Regions from separate parts of the Homo sapiens genome. Here region 1 is linked to region 2. A link is a contact called in ENCODE POLR2A ChIA-PET data. All regions are on one chromosome and are shown on one strand. Each heading gives the region's core, a stretch centred on a gene start or an enhancer-like site at or near the end of the contact. The rest is flanking DNA. Distances are from core to core; before and after follow the strand shown. Region 1 overlaps GALM (galactose mutarotase). Region 2 holds the start of CEBPZ (CCAAT enhancer binding protein zeta).

Region 1 (2,700 bases), core at 13-2,512, 1.5 Mb before region 2:
ATACTTAAAGAATGTGAACTTTCAACACAACTTGTTCATAACAAGATTCTGCATATGAGAAAACCAAGAACCAGAAAGACAAGGGATCTGTCAGGAACACCATATGCTGCAACAGAACAATGACACCTGAGGTGACTTTCCCTTGACTTTCCCTTTCTTTTTTTGTTTTTTTTTTTTTTTTGAGACGGAGTCTTGCTCTGTTGCCCAGGCTGGAGTGTAGTGGCCCGATCTTGGCTCACTGCAACCTCCACCTCCCGGGTTCACGCCATTCTCCTGCCTCAGCCTGCCGAGTAGCTGGGACTATAGGCGCCTGCCACCACGCCTGGCTAATTTTTTTGTATTTTTAGTAGAGACGGGGTTTTACCATGTTAGCCATGATGGTCTCGATCTCCTGACCTCGTGATCCATCCGCCTCGGCCTCCCAGAGTGCTGGGATTACAGGCTTGAGCCACTGCGCCCAGCCTGACTTTCCCTTTCTTGTCAGACTGACAAGGCCAGACACTTAAATTCATGCTCTTTAATTTCAAGAAAACCTCTCCCTCCTTCCCTTTTTCCTTTCCTTCCTTCCTCTTTCTCTCTCTCCCTTTCTTATATTTAATTTAAACAAACTTGGTTTCCTGTTTTCTTTGCAGAAAAGTAGAAATAAATTGAAGGGAGGAAGGAACAAGGAGGAGACAGTGAGAGGACTGGGGAGGCTCCCTGTACAAAAGGTGGCAAAAGAGCTGAGGATTGACAGCTGGCAAAAGTCTGTTCTTTGTTTTGGCTTACTTCTCATTTATTGACTATATGTTGCACTTGGGTATTTATATAGTAAAGAAATTAATTTACTTTTCTTTTCTTTCTTTCCTCACTCCTTTCTGCCTCTCCCCTACCTCCCAAATCTTCTTCTTTTTTTTTGAGACAGGGTCTTGCTCTTCACCCACATTGAAGTGCAGTGGCACAATCACAGCTCACTGCAGCCTTGACCTCCTGGGCTCAAGCAATTGTCTTACCTCAGCCTCCCAAATAGCTGGGACCACAGGCATGCACCAACACTCCTGGCTAATTCAAAAAAATGTTTTGTATTAACAGGGTCTCCCTATGTTGCCCAGGCTGCTCTTGAACTCCTGGGCTCAACCAATCTTTGGTCTCCCAAAGTGCTGGGATTAAAGGTGTGAGCCACTGTGCCTGGCACCAAACCTTCTTGACATCTAACCACATTGTAAGATCTGTAGAGTGCAGGTCTACTTAAGAGCCTGAGTTCTAATACCAGACTACCTTGGTGTGAATCCCGGCTTTCCCCAACTTGTTAACTGGGTCATCCTCTGTAAGGTACTTTAACTCCTTGTTCTATAGTTTTCACATCTGTTAAATAAGAAAAATGAACAGAACCTACCTTACAGGCTTGTGGTATGAATTATTTATAAAGTCCTCCCTGAAATACTAGCTATTATTATCATAAAGCTTCACCTTATCTCACAGATAATCAGTATCTTCTTTTTCTCAATTCAACAAAACCACAGTCGGTAGATAGTGCATATTTATTTTGAGAAGTCTTAATGGAGTATGGCTGGTCTAACAGGTTATTTTCTCTCTCTCTTTTTTTTTTTTTTTTGGAAGCAGAGTCTCGCTCTGTTTCCCAGGCTGGAGTAAAGTGGCGTGATCTGGGCTCACTGCAACCTCTGCCTTCTGGGTTCAAGCGATTCTCCTGCCTCAGCCTCCCAAGTAACTGGGATTACAGGCGCCTACCATCACACCCAGCTAATTTTTGAATTTTTAGTAGAGACAGGGTTTCACCATGTTAGCCAGGCTGGTCTCGAACTCCTGATCTCAAGTAATTTGCCCACCTCGGCCTCCCAAATTGCTGGGATTACAGGCATTAGCCACTGCACCCGACCTGGTCTAACAGGTTCTTGTAGCACGTCTCAGGAAAGTGGCCTTGTGGTTCAGTCCAGCTCTGGCAGAACACGCTGAAGTTTGAGACTGGACTCAGGCACACCTGTGAGTCAGCTATGTGGATCGGCCTTGAGCTCCAGGCCAGCCTGGGGCCACCCAGGGCCACCCTAGGGATTGCAGTTCCACAGAGCCTGGTACAGATCTGACATGGCCCCAATCAACCTCTCCAGGCCCATCCACTCTCTGCCACTAAAATTATGCCCCAAATGCTTTGCTTCAAAAGCACAGCACTTCCCTGGGCTAGTCCTGCTATTTCTTGCACCGCCCACGCTTGTTCATCTTTATCTGGAACACCTTTCTCCTCCTCACTCCCTGGCAAACTTCCACTTTCCCTTCCAGGTTTTATTTAACTCTCATTTCCTCTATCTGGAAGCCCCCTCAGCAGTGCCTGCCCTCTGTGCCAAGTCTCCTAGTTATGTCTATCCTGATATTTTCCAGATTAATGGACACAATTCTGGCTGACCCTTCCCATAGACTGCCAACTCCTAGAGAGCCCAGCAGCACTTCTGAGTGATCAAATGATGGGCAAGCCTTTTGGATTTCTTTCAAAATTAAGCTCATGGGCTTTTGATCAGTGTTAAGAGTCAGATGAGGACCAGCATGGTGGCTCACACCTGTAATCCCAGCACTTTGGGAGGCCCAGGTGGGAGGATTGCTTGAGCCTAGGGATTCAAGACCAGCCTAGGCAACATAGGGAGACCCTGTCTCTACAAAACAGAAAGAAAAAAAGAGAGAAAATCTGGGCTCCTAGAGATTTGTTCTCAG
Region 2 (2,700 bases), core at 102-2,601:
TCTAACCCCAGAATTCCACAGAGGTCATATTTCAACCCAGCAAAAGATGAAATATTCTAAAATAAAGGACTATAGGCTTTCACCAAATGGCTCTGTAGAACAGACAAGGAAACGTGGGTCAGAAAGCTGTGACTGTGCCTAATCCTAGAACAGTGAAGACGACCCAGACTGCATTCTCAACTGCACATGTGAGAAAACCCAGCACATGTCTCCAATGCCAGCTGAAGCCATTCCAACACAGACGACTTTCCAGGCAGTAATTCCTATTTCCAGCTGCCTGTTGGAGATTTCTACCTAAGAGTCCCACACACTTCAAATTCATATACCAGCCTGAACTCTCCATCCTTCCTCCCGTATTCCTTCTCCCAAAGCAATGAATCCACACCACCCACCATCAGCCAAGTAGGAAAGTCATCCTTCCCGCATCATAAATCCAATCAGCTACATTCTGTCTCCTAAACACCCTTGGACCGTGTCCTCTCCTCTTTACTGGCACTGCCTCTGACGTGAGCCAGCCCTGACCAACTGACAAATTATCTGTCCCCAGGTCCTCAGAAATGGCTCTTCCCCTGGCAGGCACCCCCACTGCCTGGGCTGAGAACCTTCGGGCTTCTCCCTCCTGGCTTGCACCTCGCAAATCGGCTAGAGAGGGCCTAGTCCTCGGGCTACCCGACCCATACCTTGGCTGGATTAGTCAACACCTCCTTCATGTACTCGGCCACAGTGATGGGACCAGTAGACTTTATTTTGTACATAAGATGCCGCAGCATCGGCGTCACCGGGTTTTCTGCAGGCTCATTCCCGGAGCTGAAGTATTTCCCTCTCCAAATAAAAGGAATGGCTGCGAAAAACACAAATTAAACAGACCCCATGATAAATCTGACCATTCACGAGCGCAAGCCGCCTGAGCGTTTTCAAAACAGCTTCGTGAACCCTTAACCTCGCCCCACCGCAGACCGCGGGCTACTGTGCTTAGCACGCCCACGGGGCGCAGAGACAGCACCCACTTGCCCACGACTACGCAGCCCTATTGCGTTTGTACCGGACCCGTTTCCAGCCCAGGGTACCTTCAAGGTGGAAGTGAGCCCCCGAGCCCTTGATCCCCCGGTACCCTCAACTGAAGAGCTGAGGAAGGCGCCCCACGCGGCTTCCACGGCAACCGGGCTTCGAGGGGACTGACGCTTACCTGCGCGCGCCACGGCACACAACGGCCCCAAACCTGACCTCAGCAGTACACTCATGCTGAAATTCGCAGGCTAGCTCGCTCCGCCAGGAGCTGGGGCTTAGACCATTTCCGGGAGAAGACACGCCCCGACAGGAATTACGCCACTGGCAGAGCGGAAATAGGCTGAGTTTCACGCGCGTATGCTTTGCCCGCCATGGCCGCAGTCAAGGAGCCTTTGGAGTTCCATGCCAAGCGGCCTTGGCGCCCCGAGGAGGCAGTAGAAGATCCGGACGAGGAGGATGAGGATAATACTAGTGAAGCCGAGAATGGGTTCTCCCTGGAGGAAGTGTTACGGCTCGGAGGCACCAAGGTAACGGCCGCGGGCTCCGGGGAACGGGATCAGGCGTGGAGAGTTCCGAAGGTGGCTAGGCTGACTGCCCCGCCGCTTCCGCGCTGCGTAGAGCGCGGGCGTCCAGGACCGAGATCCCAGCCTCTGAAGCATGTGTTCGGTGCGCTTCCCACGCCGGTTTCCACTGCTGTTTACAAAAGAAAAGTTTCGAATTGAACGTTGTATTCTCTGGCTATTCTTAGGATGTAGGCGATCTTCTGATTTTATTGACGTGGTATAACCATCACACCATCAGGTCGGAGAGTGGCTTTTCTTGGTCCTGACCTTGTGGTATGAGTGTTTTGAACACCAGTGGTATTGGAATTTTCATTTCTGTTCTCATAGAGTACATGCACGTGTCACTGTATGCCCCAGAAGCCCTCTTTTTTGGAGCATCCTAATTAAGGGAGAGAAACAGTAAACAAACTTTTAAACACATAGTACAGCAGACGCGGGGTAGTGCTATAAAAGAAAATAAAACAAGGAAGGACGATAAGGAGTGGGAGCGCGTTAGTATTAAATGAGATGATCGACAAACACATCACGGAAATGTTTGAGCAGAATCCTAAAGGACAGGAAGGAGTGAGCTGCCATTCCAGTCAGTTGGAACAGCAAATGCAAAGACAGGCAGAAGAGTGCCTAACCTATTCCATGAGCAGCCAAAATGCCAGTGTAGCAGAGGCAGAGTGAGTTAAGGGGAGAATAGTAAGAAAGGAGGGCCGAGGGGTCAGAGGGCAGGCTTTTGCTCTGAGTTTGATGCAAAACCACTGGAAGATTTTAAGCAGATAAGGAACAGAAATTAACTTTGTTTTTAATATTATTTTGTTTGGAGACTGGACTTTCAAGGTGGAGGAGTTAGTTAGAGATAGGCAGATTCACAGTTTGCTCTGTGCTTGTGTATATTTAAGTTTTGAATAGGTAATATATACACATGAAACACGTGGTGCAAACTTTAAAAGATACATAGTGAAGTCAAATTGTTTCCACTTTTATCTCAGCCATAACCATTGCCCTGATAGGAAGCAATTATTTTTACAACTGCATTTTATATCTTTCAGGGATACTATATACCTTTTCAAGCATATACATACTCATTTATGTGTATGAAATACGGGTGTATCTTTTTTACATAAATGGTACCATATAT

The links. ChIA-PET counts read pairs that join two places held with the same protein, here RNA polymerase II (POLR2A).
Region 1: POLR2A ChIA-PET joins it to region 2 with 13 read pairs in activated T-cell. The contact joins the enhancer-like site here to the promoter of CEBPZ in region 2. POLR2A ChIA-PET finds 5 or more read pairs at or near these places in 2 of 52 experiments (activated T-cell and endothelial cell of umbilical vein).

The regions. Positions count from the first base shown.
Region 1 is chr2:38,692,378-38,695,077 of GRCh38, reverse strand. The region is part of intron 4 of GALM (galactose mutarotase); the gene reads right to left. All of the region lies in intron 2 of LOC124905993 (a long non-coding RNA gene), which reads left to right. Among named protein-coding and RNA genes, the nearest start is that of GALM, 28 kb to the right of the region's middle. RefSeq lists a silencer at 2,057-2,351. Within about 2 kb of position 1,262, at least 10 of the 41 ENCODE cell types and tissues checked have a DNase peak (open chromatin) inside an H3K27ac peak, as active enhancers do.
Region 2 is chr2:37,230,247-37,232,946 of GRCh38, reverse strand. CEBPZ (CCAAT enhancer binding protein zeta) reads left to right here and starts at 1,351. Exons shown (of 16, transcript NM_005760.3): 1 at 1,351-1,535. The coding sequence starts at 1,380. NDUFAF7 (NADH:ubiquinone oxidoreductase complex assembly factor 7) reads right to left here and starts at 1,289. Exons shown (of 10, transcript NM_144736.5): 1 at 1,187-1,289; 2 at 681-841. The coding sequence starts at 1,241. RefSeq lists enhancers at 1,400-1,849, 807-2,006.